Regions from separate parts of the Homo sapiens genome. Here region 1 is linked to region 2. The links are chromatin loops, found by intact Hi-C in ENCODE. Cell type or tissue: Caco-2. All regions are shown on one strand. Links, peaks and the distances in the headings refer to the core of each region. The heading gives the core; the rest is flanking DNA. Region 1 overlaps ABHD2 (abhydrolase domain containing 2, acylglycerol lipase). Region 2 overlaps HAPLN3 (hyaluronan and proteoglycan link protein 3).

What was found. A loop is a pair of places that touch in the nucleus more often than their neighbours do. Peaks named below come from ENCODE experiments on the same cell type or tissue, not always from the same donor. Only the 100,000 strongest peaks of a DNase experiment are listed, where the experiment ranks them.
Region 1: a loop joins it to region 2, with 4 times the contacts of the local background. A loop is called at or near these places in 2 of 110 quality-filtered maps.

What each region holds. Positions count from the first base shown.
Region 1 is chr15:89,167,252-89,175,580 of GRCh38, forward strand. The region is part of intron 5 of ABHD2 (abhydrolase domain containing 2, acylglycerol lipase); the gene reads left to right. Among named protein-coding and RNA genes, the nearest start is that of RLBP1, 50 kb to the right of the region's middle. RefSeq lists enhancers at 15-1,214, 124-493. In Caco-2, for the core only: a CTCF peak has its summit at 4,400; a DNase peak (open chromatin) is centred at 4,430.
Region 2 is chr15:88,875,469-88,883,797 of GRCh38, forward strand. HAPLN3 (hyaluronan and proteoglycan link protein 3) reads right to left here. Exons shown (of 5, transcript NM_178232.4): 3 at 5,889-6,257; 4 at 3,499-3,801; 5 at 1,826-2,788. The coding sequence ends at 2,502. Among named protein-coding and RNA genes, the nearest start is that of HAPLN3, 16 kb to the right of the region's middle. RefSeq lists an enhancer at 3,082-3,657. In Caco-2, for the core only: a CTCF peak has its summit at 3,402 (motif pointing right); a DNase peak (open chromatin) is centred at 3,443.

The sequences.
Region 1 (8,329 bases), core at 192-8,191, 290 kb after region 2:
GACTCAATTTTGAATTGTATTCATAGTTATGAATTGTGTTGCCTCTGCATTAAACAGTTGAGTTTTATAATGGCAGAAGGGCACAATGGGAAGGGAGGAGGAAGAGATGGGTGAAGGGAGAGAGAGAATGTGAAAGTGAAGGTAGTGAGTTTGCAGAACTCAGACATCGTAGTAAAACACCTGGCAAGATCGTCTGCTGAGAGCCAGGGGCCAGGAGCTTCAGGAAGTGTGTCAGGGAGTCATATCCAAAGCAGAACAGTGGCCAAGAGTGGTGAGTTCTGCACTTTCAGGATGATATCTGAATACTTAAACCTTTAGCCATAAGAGGGCAGTTTTAGGCATCCTATACCTGGGGAAACAAGGCTGAAAACACTCATTTTTTAAAATCCTTATTTCAGAGATAAGGGCAAGGCCAACTAATTTGATAGCACAAAGGGGCCTTAACTTTATTTCTACAGCTATTGTATTCCTGGATGACTCAGCTTTAAGATAGTTTCCCCTTGACTTTAAGAAATGACTCACATACTTTTACTATGGAAGTGACAGGGGCTGCTAGGCCCCTAACCGCCCACCTGTCAGCGAGCCATGTTAGCTTAACTGTATTTTTCTCTTAGGCTAAACTTAGTGGGAAAGATATTCAAGTACCTCTTTCATGTCCCCTGCTTACTCATGCTGGCGAGTACTGTGTGCCTTTATTCCAGACGATTCAAACTTCCTTCTTATCCACCTGACATTTTGTGGCATATCCACAGATGCCATGCATGGGCCTGGCATGGAACATACAGAGATGACTCAGAGTCTCCATCCACAAGGAACACCAAGTCTCGAGTCCCTGTATTTTAGCCTATTTAGTCATGCTAGTGTCATTTGGGGAAGTGGCTGTTGAAATAATAGCTTTCAGGCAGCCTTTGCCTTGTCCTTCTTTAGGTGTAGGGGCTTGAGAAAAAGGTGAGGGGTCTTTTCTGTTCCCAGCAAGTTGCCTTTCCAAAATGGCCGTGCAATACTCATCTGTCTAAGGCCCAGCTAGTGTTTCAGATTTCATCTTACTTTAAAAAGCGGCAGCAAGATTATATAGTTACCTAGTGCTAATCCCATAAGAATTAAATACATAGAGCCTCATTTAAAAACAGATTAATGTAGCTGTTAGTAATAACAGGCCAGGGAGAGGCCCCAGGCACTAAAGGTGTTTGGTAACTGACATCAGGGGAGGTCCCAGGAGGACCTTCCAGAAGGCTGATCCTGGAGCTGGGCACCATGTCTTTGCCCTTCCCTTGCATGGGAGAGGTGGCATCTCTTCACAGAACATCCAGCAGTCTGTCTGACATCAGGCAGGGTTGGCCCTTTATCCAGATCAGATGTGTTTGGATTTAATTAAATTGAGGCTCCCAAAGTGCCTACACAATTAGCTGTAATTGCTCCTCAGTAGTGTAGCAAATCTGAGTTTTGTAACTGTCCCAATGACATCTGAACATCTGCTCTAGGTCTCAAATAATTAGTCTCAAACCTGAGTAATGATAGATGGGTCTAAAAGGAATCAAAGCTGGGTGCAGTGGCTCACACCTGTAATCTCAGCACTTTGGGAAAGGAAGCCAAGGTGGGCAGACCTCTTGAGCTCAGAAGTTCGAGACCAGCCTGGGCAACATAGTGGAACCTCCCAGGCAAGTTCGCCCATCTCTACAAAAAATCAGAAATTAGCTGGGTTTGGTGGCATGTGCCTATAGTCCCAGCTACTCAAGAGGCTAAGGTGGAAGGACGTCTTGAGCTTGGGGAGGTCAAGGCTGCAGTGAGCCATGATCATGCCACTGTACTCCAGCCTAGGGAGACAGAGCGAGACCGTCTCAAAAAAATAAGAATAAAAATAATAAAAGGAATCAAATGGTTGGGGGGAGTAAGATGTTTAATAATTGAAGCATAAATCTCTGGAGTACTATTACCTAAGTAGATTTGTGATATAAGGCAAGGGGCTTGGGCTTTGGGGTTGACATGGTCCAAAGTCTAGCGTTGGACTTTGAGTAGACACGGTCATGAGTAGACATGGCCCTACTCATTATGTGAGGGTGGACAAGTCATTTCATGTCTTTAAATCTGCTTCCTTGTCTGTGTTTAAGTTCCTAGAAGAGAGGCTGAACACTGTACATCTGTTGTTTCATCCATTCATTTAGGTAACACTGATTGAGTGCCCACCAAGTATCTGGCCTCACAGATACAGTGGTGAACAAGAGCAAGAATATCTTTGCTTCATGGAGTTTATAATCTAATAGAGTCTCATTCAATGTTGGAACCAAACATAAAGATATAGTTAGCTAAGAGATGACAAAATTAGGCAGAAACCTTAGGAAGCGGTGGAGAAGTAAATATTTAATAACAATTTAAAATAAGTTTCTCAGTACTATTTCTTAGGCAGGCAAATAATGTCCCCAGCACAAACCATTGCTCCAGCATGAGTGATATGTTGGGTGTCTTTAGCATTGTCGAAACTGGCCTGAGGAAATGTAAACATCTTTTTTTCCCTTATTTTTTTGCTAGATTTTAAAACTGGTTAGATTCATATTTAAAAAGAAATAAATACACATGAGAAAAACAGTCAAACTGTGCCAAAGGCTACATACAATGAGTGAAACTAGATCTTTTTCCTACCCTAGACCCCCAGTTTTTCTCCCCAGGAAATCAATATCTGCTGCAATTTCCCAGTGAATATTCAGTCAGATATGTGTGTATGTAATCCCTTAAAACCCAAGCAAACACGGGAGAGGGTGCCAGCCCCACTGTTTCACCCCTTGTTTTTATCCCTTAAGATGGCTCAGAGCCATTCCATGTCAGATCAGATTCTTTTTTTTTTTTTTTTTTTTTTTTTTTTTTTTTGGAGACGGGGTCTCACTCTGTCACTCAGACTGGAGTGTAGTGGCACAATCTTGGCTCACTGCAACCTCCCTTCCCAGGCTCAAGCGATTCTCCCACCTCAGCCTCCCAAGTAGCTGGGACTACAGGCACGTGTCACCACTGCCTGGATAATTTTTGTATTTTTAGCAGAGACAGGGTTTCACCATGTTGGCCAGGCTGGTCTTGAACTCCTGAACTCAAATGATCCACCCGCCTCAGCCTCCCAAAGTGCTGGGATTACAAGCATCAGCCACCGCGCCCGGCCAGATTCATCCTTTTTCACCACAGTGTAGTCCTTCATTTAACCAGTCCTCTACTGATGGAAATTTAGGTTGTTTCCAAACCTTTGCTGCTACAAACACCAAAATGCTGCAGTGAACATTCTTGCATGTACATGTTTACATACATATGCAGTATAAAGTCCCCAAAGGCAGAATTACTAGACCAAAGGTTTGTACTTTAAAAAACATGAACAGATGTTACCACATTGCCTTCCAAGGCCTATACCAATGTGTACTCCCTCAACAGTGGATGGACCAGAGGGCCTGTTACCCACACTTCTTCCAGTCCTGGGTATTGGCAAACTTCATCTTTTCTAACATGGGCAGTGGAAAATGATTTCTAAGTGTCATTTTAACTTGCATCTATTTAACAATGAGTGACATGAAGCATCTTTTCGAGCTGCACTTTTAAAAGACAAAAGAGGCCGGGCGCGGTGGCTCACACCTGTAATCCCAGCACTTTGGGAGGCCGAGGGGGGCGGATCACAAGGTCAGGAGTTCAAGACCAGCCTGGCCAACATGGTGAAGCCCCGCCTCTACTAAAAATACAAAAATTAGCCCGGCGTGGTGGTGGGCGCCTGTAATCCCAGCTACTCACGAGGCTGAGGCAGGAGAATCGTTTGAACCCGGGAGGCAGAGGTTGCAGTGAGTCAAGATCGCACCACTGCACTCCAGCCTGGGCAACGAGCAAAACTCCATCTCCAAAAGAAAAAAGAAAAGATTTCATCCAGCTTTTCTGTCAACTAGGACAATGGTTCTCAAAGTGTGGTCTCTGGACCAACAACGTCAGCATCACCTGAGAACTTGTTAGAAAAGCAACTTCTCAGCCCACCCAGACCAGTGGAATCAGAATCTCTGGAGGTGAGGTCCTGCAAGCTCATTGAGCCCCTTGAGTTTCTGATTCCGTGGGTTTGGGGTGAGGTCCAAGAATGTGCATTTGAACCAGTTCCCAGGCAATGCTGATGCTGCTTGCTCAGGGGCCACACTCTGAGAACCACTGAGCTAGAGCATCATTCTTGCAGTAATATATAACCTCCGTGCAGCTTTTCCAATTCACTCTTTACAAGAAAGATTACCAGAAAGCAGTTACATGGATTTAAAGGCATTTAAATTTTCTGTTTGTTAGGTATTAGTGGATCTACAGGAAGCGCCTGGTTGTGTTGAACGGCGATGTGCTACCTGTGGAAACCTTGCTTTGAGGAAATGTTTGGAAAACTGCTACCAGGCTAAGCTTCCGAAAGGCTAAGCAGCGCCCCCATCTGTGAAGGTTGTTTACTGCAAGTAGAAAGGAAAGGGAGTCTGAAAAGGGGTGGCCCAGAGATGAGAGAGTGCTTCAAAAAAATGCCTTCTCGCATTGGTCTGAGCTGGAGAGAGCCTCGTTCCTTAGAGCAGTGCGCCACAGCCACAGTGGTTGCACCTGAGGATCTTGTAGAAGAACACCCATGGCCAGATCCCACCCCCAGACGTTCTGACTTAATGAAGCTGGGGAGGCCCCAGGCATTAGTATGGGTGTTTTAGAAGCTCCCCAGGTGTTTGGCTTTGAGGCTATTTCTTTAACTCTCTCAATGATTCAGTAAGCCATTTAATACCCTATAATAAATATTTTTCCTGCTTTTTTTTTAAAAAAAATCCCCAGGTGATTCTAATGTGCAATCAGGTTGAAGAACACTACTTTAGAGAAAACCCTAAATTTTAGATCAGCTACACTCTTGTTTAAATATATTTTTAATTGTGATAAAATGTACATAACAAAATTTCATCCTAACCATTTTTAAGTGTACAGTTCAGTAGTGTTAAGTATATTGATTGTTTTGCAGCCAATCTCCAGAATTTTTTCATCTTGCAAAACTAAAACTATACCCATTAAACAACAACTCCCTAGCCCCTGGCAACCACCATTCTATTTTCCATCTGTAAATTTTACTAGTCCAGGTATGTCACATAAGTAGGATCCTACAGTATTTGTCCTTTTGTGAGTGGTTTACTTCATGTAGCATAATGTCCTCAAGGTTCTTCCATGCTGTAGCATGTGACGGGATGTCCTTCCCTTTTAAAGCTGAATAATATTGCATTGTACACATGTACCACATTGCTCTTATCCATTCATCCATCAAGGCACACTTGGGTTGGTTCCACTTTTTGGCTATTGTGAATAATGCTGCTATAAACATGGGTATACTTACATATTTTTAAAAGAGAAAATAATTAGAGTCAGTTATAGCCATTAACATTGAATGCTTATTATGCTCTGGACCCTGATCTAAGCTGTTTATGTATATCACTTTATTCACATCTCTAAACAACTCTACGAAGTCTTTACTCTTGTTACTTCCATTTTACAGATGATGAAACAGACCTAGGAGAGTTTGGTAACTTACCCAAGGTAACGGTATTTTGCACAGTTTCCTCACTACAAAAATTGTCTGGGCTGTTTGTTGAAAGTTCCCATTCCCAGGCCTCATCCTATTCCTGTAGGTTCTAAGCCTCCAGAAAGGAGCCTGGAAGCTGAAGATTTTCCCTGTATACGGGGGTTACTTGTCATCAAAGAGAAATTGAGAACATTTGGGGCCACTAAGTGGTAGGCCCAAGCAGTCTGGCCACAGGGCCTTTTCACTTAGCCATGAGGCCAGGCTGCTCCTTTAAGGCCTGGTTTTCAGTGCCTGTTATGGCCCAAGGGAGGTGAACAAATGTCTCCTTTGGGATTTCTAAATTTTTTATTTGTTGCGTGGTGTAGAAGCTGATATCAGCTAATTGCTCATTGTGCTCTCAGCTGTTTGTTTGCACATCCCCTTTTTTATATCACAGCTACATTTTGAAATCCAGCATTCCCTGGAGGCATAATATTCCTTCCATTGCTACCTTCTTAAAAAGAGAAACTTGGCCAGGGCAGTGGCTCATGCCTGTAATCCCAGCACTTTGGGAGGCGGAGGCAGGCAGATCACCTGAGGTCAGGAGTTCAAGACCAGACTGGCCAACAAGACAAAACCCTGTCTCTACTAAAAATACAAAAATTAGCTGGACATGGTGGCACATGCCTGTAACCCCAGCTACTCAGGGGGCTGAGGCAGGAGGATCGCTTGAACCTGAGAGGCAGAGGTTGTAGTGAGCCAAGATTGTGCCACTGCACTCCAGCCTGGGTGACAGAGCGAGACTCTGTCTCAAAAACAAACGAACAAAAAGAAACTTGAATGAATCTGACTTCGGTGGGGACAACAGTCTGGCATTTCACATTCCAAAGTTAAGAGTTCAAGGATCCTTCTGGACCAGGTTTTTGTTCCTTCCCTGTCCTCAGGGCCCATTCAGAGGCCTTGTCATCAGAATCCACTCAATTCAGCAACTCTTTATTGAAGGCCTGCAAACTGCCCCAGCCTCTGCTGAGTGTAAGAGGGAGAAAAATAAGCAGCTTGATCCTCTACTATCTCACTGGAGAGGGAGACGGGCTGCCTTCTCAAAGTTGGTGCCTGGGTCCTGCTGTTTGGGAGGAAGCAGCTCTTGGCCCGGTTTTTCCCTTAGTTTTAGGCATCTCTTGCTTAAGCTCCTTCTAAGCCCCCAGCATTTCCAGATCATGATTATTAGTCAAAAGTATAGGGGATACTGTCTGGGAAGAGGCATGAGGAGGCCTCCAGGGGTGTCAAAAATATTCTGCGTCTTCATCTGGGCAATGCTTACCTGGGTATAAATGTGTAAAATTTCATTGATTGTGCATTTTCCTGTATGTATGTTATACCCCATTAAAAATAAAAAAGAATAGGGCAGTTTCAAGTGTATTGATGCATAATATTGCCAGACATATTGTAAAGGGAAAAAAAGAGCCACCGAACAATGTGTATGTTACCACTGGTATTTTTAAAAAGAATATAGGAAACTTACCTTTCACTCCATCTTTTACAGCATTTGAATTTTCTACCATGGGCATGAATTACCTACTCAAAAACAAAGTCACTATAGATTCCTGGGCTTGGTCCCCATCTTACAGAATCAGCTTCTCTGGAGTTGAGGCCCAGGAATGGTCATTTCTAACACCCTCTCCAGGTGATTCTATGCACACTGCAGCTTAAGAACTGCATGGGGCTGTGCCGGCCTGGCTTAGGCTACATCCTACCACAAAAGAAGACAGATATAAGGGGAGTTTACCCCAGGCTCAAAAGATACTTTCCCCCATGGCTTGATGATTAGGGAAGGAGCTGTTCAACTCTATTAAGAATGCCAAAACCTCTGAGCTGGTGCCAAAGTCAACAACTCCCGTTTCCATTGTAAATCCGTACTCTTCTCATGCCAGTCTATTTTGTATGTGCTTTGCGTCGACATCCCTATCTTTCCATGTTAGATTTTAAATTGGCTCCCTACAGAGTTTGAGGTTGGGCCTTAGAAGGATGTGATGAATCCCTTCACTTGTAATATGGCCATTCACCTCCTCCTCTTAGCAAAGCTGCTGAGACATAACATGGCTTCAATAACTTCCCAAGGGGACACCAGCTGAGATCATCTCTCCTGGGCAAATGAGGCCCAAACAACCCTCTCTGTTAAGAGGTCTCATCTGTGTATTTTTGAATGAGCCTGCCTCCCTTGGCACCCTGTCCCTATGTCACCAAGAACGTTTTACCCTAATCCTACAGAGCATCCTGGCAGTCCCTCTGGACTGAAGTTTATCTTTCCTCTCCTTTCCAACTCTGTCAAGAAGATTCTGTAAATAACATCCACTTGCTACTTTTCTTAACACCATGAATCATCATACACATGGGTATAGCATCCCAATTTGTAGCCTAGGAAGCTAATCTCAAAGGATTTTGCTCTTGCATTTATTTATTTATTTACTTATTTTATTTTTTTGAGACAGGGTCTCACTCTGTCACCCAGGCTGGAGTGCAGTGATGCGATCTTGGCTCACTGTAGCCTCTGCCTCCCCGGCTCAAGGGATCCTCTTGCCTCAGCCTCCTAAGTAGCGGGGACTACAAGGACACACCTGTAGTGTGTAGAGGTGGGGTCTCACCATTTTGTCCAGGCTGGCCTAGCTTTTATTTAGGTCTGTGTGTGAGCATATGTGCTCATGCACACCCTGAAATCTGCTTTGATATCCATGATTATCTAGACACGGTTCTTGTGACCTACCTTTTAAGAAGCATTGTACATTTGATACATGGTACCTCCACGCTTTGGCACTGCTGAGG
Region 2 (8,329 bases), core at 163-8,162:
CAAATTGGTGTGACTCTGTGACTCTGGTCTGTTCAGAGCGCCTAGGACAGTCACATCTGTCGTGCTTTATTTTTCCTAGGGTCCCAATGTGTTTGGTAGATGATCTGCATGTAAGCACATGTGATATGTCTCTACATGTGTGTACCTGGCTGTGCCTGTCACGTGTGACATGCGTCAGTCGGTGCCATATGGATTTACAAGTGGGCACTGTCAAAGAGCAACTCAAGCCAGACATCTGGTCACCTTGCATGCTTTGGTTCTTTGTGATCACACTGCTCTGGTGGGTTGGTAGACTGAATCCAAGAACAGAGGCAAAAATCAGGATTTATAAGAAGGGAAGGAAAAAACAAACTGCAGACAGTCTGAGAACAGTGAATCTTGCTTACACATTTTCAAGGTAAACTGCTTGCCAGCTACTAGCAAAAAGGTCTGGGCATCCTGCCCTTAAGTACACTATAGAGACCGGGCACAGTGGCTCACGCCTGGAATCCCAGCACTTTGGGAGGCTGAGGCCAGTGGATCACAAGGTCAAGAATTCAAGACCAGCCTGGCCAACATGGTGAAACCCTGTCTCTACTAAAAAAATACAAAAATTGGCCATGCATGGCAGCATGCACCTGTAATCCCAGCTACTCGGGAGGCTGAGGCAGGAGAATTGCTTGAACCCGGCAGGTGGAGGTTGCAGTGAGCCGTGAGCCAAGATCGCACCACTGCATTCCAGCCTGGGCAACAGAGCAAGACTCTGTCAAAAAAATAAAAAATAAATAAAAAATAAAAAAAGTACACTGTAGAATAGCAATGAAAACAATTCTAATTGTTTACGGATTCCCCTGACAAACCTTGAGAGTTGAGCCCACACACGCATGCCAGGCAGTATCCTTCCACCAGTGCCACCTCCTCAGACGCCTCCCTCGTCACAGTCGCTGGACACGCCATTGAGTCTGTGTGAATATGTGTGTGTGTTGGTTCTTGCAGGCCAGTGTGAGTTCCTGGGTCCTGGTATCTTTTCAGGCGTGGGCGTGTGTACAGCTGTTTGTTCGTATATATATACATACTTGCATCTCTACCTCTAGAAAGAACAGTGGGCCAAAGTAGAGTGTACAGCACTGGTCACATAGTAGGCGCTCAATCATTACTTCATTAACTGATTAGTTGGTGGTGCGACTGTCAGTGGTTTTCAAACTTGAACGTGCATCAGAATCACCTAAAGGGCTTTGGTGACAACAGAGGGTGCCGGTCCACACCCCAGACTTTCTGACTCAGCAGGTCTCTGCTGGGGCCCAGGAATTTGCACTTCTAACAAGATCCCAGTGATGCTGATGCTGCCGACCACACTATGAGGAGCACTGAGCTAAGGGAAGAACCGAAGGAATAACTGGTTGGTGAGTGGCAGAGGCGTTCCTGCGCAAGGCAACAAGTCAAGTTTCCTGAGGCGGGGGTGGGAGTGGGAGGCAGAGGGTGAGGCACACGGAGCACTGGCCCCTAGATCCCTGGCCTCTGAGGTCCTCTGGAGGGCGTAGCCTCCTCTGTCTTCTGACAGACACCTCTGGCTCTTCTGCTGAGCCTCACACAGACAGACGCACTGCCAAGGGGTGGGGATGGTGAAGACAGAAGCCAGGTCCTCTGCCACTAGGCCAGCACCCAGGACCGGGTGAACCATTGAGCAGGCAAGGCTAGAACCAGCCCGCAGAGTTCCCTGTTCACCCCAGGGACCTGACCCAGCCAACCTATGAAGCCTGGGCTAGAACTGCCCCCACCACACCCACCAGGCAGGGGGCTGCGCCCTGAGACCGAACGAGATGGAGACACAGAAAAGGGCTGGGGATGGCGGAAGGCAGTCATAGCACCATTTATTGTCCAAAGTACACACACCTGAGGGCCCCTCCCCACACAGGGAAACAGGAGAAACAAATGACAACAAAACAGATTCTTTGGAACCGAGAGGGGAAGGGGAACGGGGAGGGGAGTTTCTTCCTTCCCTCAGCTTTCGCCTGGAAGCCTAGAACTGGCTTCCAGCCCTAGCCCCTCAGTGGGCAGACTGGGGTCAGCGGCTTCACAGAGAAGTAGAGGTGGGCAGGAGAGGCCCAAAGCCCAGCTCCGGAGGCCCCCGAGGCCCTCTTCTTCCCCCAGGCTGAGGGGCAGGGAGAACTGTGCCCACCATGCCCGGACTCCCGGCGGCATTCTAGACAGGCCACCGCCCACTCTGGGCACCAACCTCCTTAAGGGAGGGAGACCAGCCTGGATGGCGGGGAACCCTCCAGAAGCCCACAAAACCGCAAATGGCCCAGGGGAGCAAGCATGATTCCTGGAGTGGGGCATCCAGGAGCAAAGGGAGGCATTGGGTTCTGTTTGCTTTACAAAAAATAGTAAAAAAATGTTTAAAGAAAATTTAAATTGAGAAGTATAAAAACAGTTAAAATGGCTCCAACCCACAAGGGAAAACGAACCACTCAATAAATACACAGCCAGTGAGGGAATGCGGCAGGGGAGGGCCCCAGGTCCTAGTGCTGGCGGTAGCAGTAAACACCGTACAAGCGGCTCTGCGGGTCGGGGAAGCCAAAGCTTCGGACCCCAGGCTCTGGGGGCCCACAGTTAGGATGCGGGTGAACCACAGGGTAGCGGACGCTACCATCTGCCAGCCAGCCAGCGTCGCAGCGGTCCAGGCCATGGAACTTCCAGGCGGCAAAGAGCTGTCCCACCTTGGCGATCGTGGCATCATCTTCCTGGCAGGCCTCCCTTGCCTCTGTCAGCGTCAGCTTCTCAGGGTGCTCCAGGTAGTACACCCGCCCTGGGGGAAAGGGGGCGTGAGTGCCGTACAGCGCAGGGGGCAGCCAGAGAGCACAGCGGGGTCTGCAGAGATGCCAGCCCCAAAGACCCGTCTGAGCCCAGGGAGCTACCATACTGCAGGCATCTGCAGAGAACACTTTCTAATCTTCACCCTGTCCCAGAGAGCTCTGTCCCACCTGCCATAGAACCCAGGTCCCTCCAGACATGTCTGCACTCCCCCACCACCCTTCCCTATTTAGGTGGGTGGGCACCCCACCTAGGCTGGACCAGTCAGAGTCTCTTGCCCATTCGGTCATTTACTGAACACCTACTATGTGTCAGACACTTTTCCAAGGGCTTGGCATATGACACTGAACCAGTTTCTGTTTTTACTTGTTCATCTTCCTACGAAATGAGCTGCTTTGTGAAGACAGGCTGTGTTTTATTCGTCTGTGATTCCCGAGAGCCTAGTCTAGGCCCCAGCATATGGTAGGCACTCAGTAAACATTTGATGAATGAAGAAACCAATGATTTATGCCCTGCATAACGCAGCAGCAGCAAAGCACTCAAAACTCAACCAGATGCTGCTTCTAGGGTGGCTGGTGCTCTTGGCCTCCAGGTGGCAGTACCAGCAGAGCCAGCAGAGGGGGCCAGAGCTCCCCAGAAGCTGCCCTCTCACAGGTCCCAGGTGGCCACCAAACCCACAGGCCCGCGCTTGGCTATTCCACTCACCCTTGAGGGCAGTAGCGAAGCAGAATACATCATAGCGGTGCAGGCGGCGGTGGCGGGGGCCGTAGCTTCGCACGCCAGGTGCCAGGCCCGGGCCACCGCAGGGCTGCCGGGGCAACATGATGGGGTACTGCACCGTGGCATCCTGCAGCCAGCCCGCGTTGCACCAGTCCAGGCCCTCCTCCCAGGCCCGGAAGAGCTGCTCAAAGGAGGCCACCACCGCAGCCTGCTCTGCACAGACCTGCTGGCCCTCGTGGAAGTTGAACTGGTAGCGCCCGTTGGGGGACTGGTAAGGAAAGACCACACCTGCAGGGGAAGGAAAGAGGAGCTTAGGGGGTGGCCAGGGGCCCAGCTGGCTGGACACCCCGCTCTCCTCCCACCTTCACTGGGACATGTGCTGCCTGCAACACACACACATACACCATCCCTCAGAAAAACTCAGCAAACCTCTGACCTCCTGTCCGTTGCCGCCTCTCTCCTGGGACTCAGCTGGTTCACAGCAGTACTCAGAAAACATCCATGAGTTAAGGTAATTAATTAGTCCATTAATGTCCCCAACAATGTCCCCAACCTAATCCGCAAGGCTGTCGCCAGACCCCCAGTGAGGCTGTGCCATCTTCTCCAGACAGGCCCGGGCTTTGGGCTCTAGGGGCCAGGTTTGACTCCCAGCTCCCCACTCGTTAGCTGGGACCCGATCGTCTACGTTATTATGAATGTGGAAATTTCCTAGGAAAATGCAAGGAACTTTCCACGTGTGGCAGATGATTTTCAGGAGAAGGAGAGGCCCTAGAGGCCGTGGGGAGAGGGTTGGGGAAGGGCCTTCCATAAAGGAGGCTCAAGGGCAGGGAGGTCTGGGGCAGGCGGTTTCTCTCCTTGTGGTCAGGGTCTGATAGAGGCCACAGGCCCTGAAAAGATATGTTCGTGTTTGAAATTTTACTCTAATAAAAAGTTTTTAAACTTCTGAGATGTAGTCTCTACCAAGTCAATGAAACCTTAGGGAGTGGAGGTGACCCTAGGGGTCTGGGAAGGACACTTTGGAATCTCCTCCGTGTGGCCAAGGACCCAGGAACAGCCTGAGCCCCAAACCTCCGATCTCACCAGGGCCGGAAGCCAGGCACCTGGGCAAAGCCAGGTTGGGCGGCAGAGAAGCCCATGGGCCCTGACAGTCAGCTTGCAGCCTCTACGTGTGTTTGCAGGGGGACTATTTCATGCCTGGTTCCACCCCAAATTCCTAGCCCTTGAAGCCCCGGGAATGGGGTGAGGGCTCCCTGTTTCTCTAGGCTGCCCCTGCAGACCCCAGACCAATGACTCTTGCAGGTTCTCCCCAACTCCACTGCCACCCCAACTTCAAGAATGAGGAATGCGGCCCCTCTGAGCCACCATGTAAGCCATGTGGACACTGGTGGCAAAGACAGAGAACGCATTTTAAGGACATACATCTTATCCTCATTGCCTCTGAGGGAGGTAAAGGAGGAAAGATTGTGATACCCCATTTTACACCTGAGAGGCCCAGGGCTCTAAGGGGGATGAGGCATTTACCCACATGTCATAGCTGGGACGGGCTGGGGCTAAAGTCAGGTCACCTTCCTCTATCCCCGAACTGCCTCCCTAACATGTGGGAGAGATGTGAGGACACACAGCCCCATCCTAGAGACAGAGAAGGTAAATACAAATTAAAGATCAAACAGGGACCCCACATACAAGATCCGGCTTGCAGGGTGTGGCTGGTTTGGACAGCACTGGGTTTTTGTTTTTGGTTTTGGGGGGGCTTTTTGTTTGTTTTTTGTTTTGTTTTGTTTTTAAAAAGGAGGTTTTTACATAAAAATCAGGAGATCTCACATAAAAATATAAGCTTATCTTGTCAAGCCAGAAAATTTGGCAGTGGGGTCTGCATTCTGGCGTGGCATCATCAGCTGGGCCTGAGTAGTGTGGGAGCTCCCTGGGCACAGGACAAGGGCTCAGGAGTGTGCCCAGTCCCCACCACTCCCATCGTCTCACAGTGGGCTGCCTCATTCGCTTGTGTTACCCGCTAACCTTGCTTAAATCTCAGCTCTGTCTCTAATAAGCTGTGGGACCAGCTCTGGTTTTCCTCTCTCTGAATGAGATGTGAATTACAGCGGGTAGAGGGGAACAGATTCTAGAGGCTGGGTGCTTGGGTTCAGACCCCAGCTCTGTCGTTTACAAGCTGTGTGACCTTAGGTAAGTTACTTGACCTCTCTGTGCCTCAGTTTTCTCACCTGTAAAATGGGGGTCACAACAGTAGCTTCCATGTGGGTTGTTTTGAGAATTAAGTACTTTTAAATGTCTAAAGCACAGAGGTCTGGATGTTTTCTCTGGTCCTCTCCCCTCTGCTCTCAGGTCCCAGTGTCACCCAGTCCCCGTTAGCATCTCACCCCGCAGCTCCAGCTCCACCAGACCGCTTTCATCCTCCAGCCCGTCAATGACCTCACAGCGGTAACGCCCATAGTCCTCCAGCCGCAGATCCTGGATCTCCAGCGAGACGTCATGCTCTTTGTCCTGCCGCAGGTGCACGCGGCCTTGGTAGTCCCCAAAGGAGCGGTGCCTCAGCCCGATGGCCACCAGCACGTCCTTCTCTGGGGCCCCGTTCTCCGACAGCTTCCACCATTTGACACGCACACGCCGCGGGGAGACCAGGGCCGGCTCGTAGCGGTAGCGGCAGGGCAGGATCACACTGGCCCCTTGGTAGGTGAACAGGGTCTCCTCGGGTGTCTCCACCACCAGCTTCACTCCATTAAGGAGGTCTTGGGGGAGAGACAGGGTGCAGATGAGACCTGCTGAAGCACATCTGTACCCCTGCAAGGGCCACCGCACACCCTCATCCACGGCTCCTACAGGCTCAGATTGCAAAAATGGCCACCATGCTCCACCCCTCCCTGTATCCACATGCTCTGCAATGTGACTTTGCATCTCCTTCCATCAAGAGATGACAGTTATTCCCCCACCCCCTTGAATCTGTGCTGGCCTTGCCACTTGCTTGACCAACTGAATGCCTTGGAAGTGACTGTTATCCATCATGCCTGCTCTGAGCATAGGTCCCAGGGGGCCTTGCTGCTTCCACTCTTTTTTTAGGACTTTGCCAGCCACCATGAGCACATGGCCAGGCTTGCCTGCTAGAGGATGAGAGAATACACAGAACAGAGACAGGGCGCCCCAGCTGAGGCCATCCTACAGCAACCAGCCCCCAGCTGACCTGCCCACCATGGGCAGGCACATCTGCAAGACCCAACCGCAAGACCTGAAGAAATGGAGCCCACTCCAAAATGCTGACCCACAGAATCATGAGCTAAACAAATGGCTGTCATCCTAAAGAAGTCACTAAGTTTTGGGTGGTTTGCTATGCATAAAATCTAACCAATGGAGCAGGCAACAAGAGCCACCCCACATGAGGTACATGGCCAGGACAAGTGGCCCTGATAGGGATCCGTCGGAGTTTCCTTCCCCACCACACTGGCCAGAGGACAGCACAGCCCTGGCTTTACTCTCTGGTCCAGCTGTCCACCATAACTCTTCCCAAATACGGAGCAGCCTACTGAGCTAAGGGCAGAACTTCTAAAGGAGACTACGCTCACGGCTCAGAGTTACAAATACACACAGAACTCAACATGCAACAAAAGAATCAAGTTCATAGGCTAAGGCTGCCTCATCTTTAACTTGGGAGCCCCTGTTGGGACCTCACTGATTCATTCTCTTGGGTCTAGACTTCAAGACATGCTTGATTTACTCAAGGTGGGGACAGGGGCCAGGCACGGTGGTTCACGCTTATAATCCCAACACTTTGAGAGGCCAGGACAGGAGGATCGCTTCAGCCCAGGAGTTTGAGACCAGCCTGGGCAATAAAGTGAGACCCTGTCTCTACAAAAAAATTTTTAAAACTAGCTGAGTATGGTGGTAGATGCTTGTGGTCCCAGCTACTCGGGAGGCTGAGGTGGGAGTATTGTTTCAGCCCAGAAGTCAAGGCTGCAGTGAGTCATGATCGCACCACTGCATTCCAAACTGGGTGAGAGAGCAAGACTCTGTTGCCAAAAACAAAATAAAAACAAATTAATTAATTAAAAAGGTGGAGGCAAGGGGACAGCCTCATGGGTAAGCAGGAGACAGACAGGGAGGTTCCCTGTAGAGGAATCGTGCTAAAAAAGAGCTATACCTAATGTAGCAGATTGCCATATGCAGAAGTCTCCAAGTGTGGCCCTCGGGCCAGCAGCATTAGCATCACCAGGAATTTGTCAGAAATGCACATTGTGGGGTCCCAGTGCCTCAGAGACTCTGGGAATGGGGTCCAGCCTCCAGGGGACTTTCAGGCTCATTCAGATTAGAGCTGTCCTGCTCTGCAGAGGCAGTAGGTACAGAGGTTTGGAGTCAGGCAATTCGGGCTTGCCCTTGGTTCCACCTTTTCCCAGCTGTGTAATCCAGGGAAGTCAAGACTCAGCTTCCCCATTTGTAGAATGGGTTAATTACAGTCCCTACAGAGGGCTGTGGTAAGGTTCAAATCAGGTAAGGCAGGATGCCTGGCACACAGAAAGTGTCCAATAAATATGAAGCAGGGCTATCATTTAGGGGCCACTTCCTTGGTTCTTCCCAACTCTCTTAAGTAAACTACCTTTGAAGCTTTAACCTGAATAAAATGAAAATGTACATCCATATGATAAAATACTATACAGCCATGTAAAATAATCTGGTAGATGTACATTCAATCATTGACTTAGAAAACGAGTTCTATTCTATGAGGTGATAAGGGAGAATACAAAAATCACATGTATGACATGAGCTGGTTTTTGTTGGAGAAAGTTTTCTAAATCATAAAAGAATGGCTCAG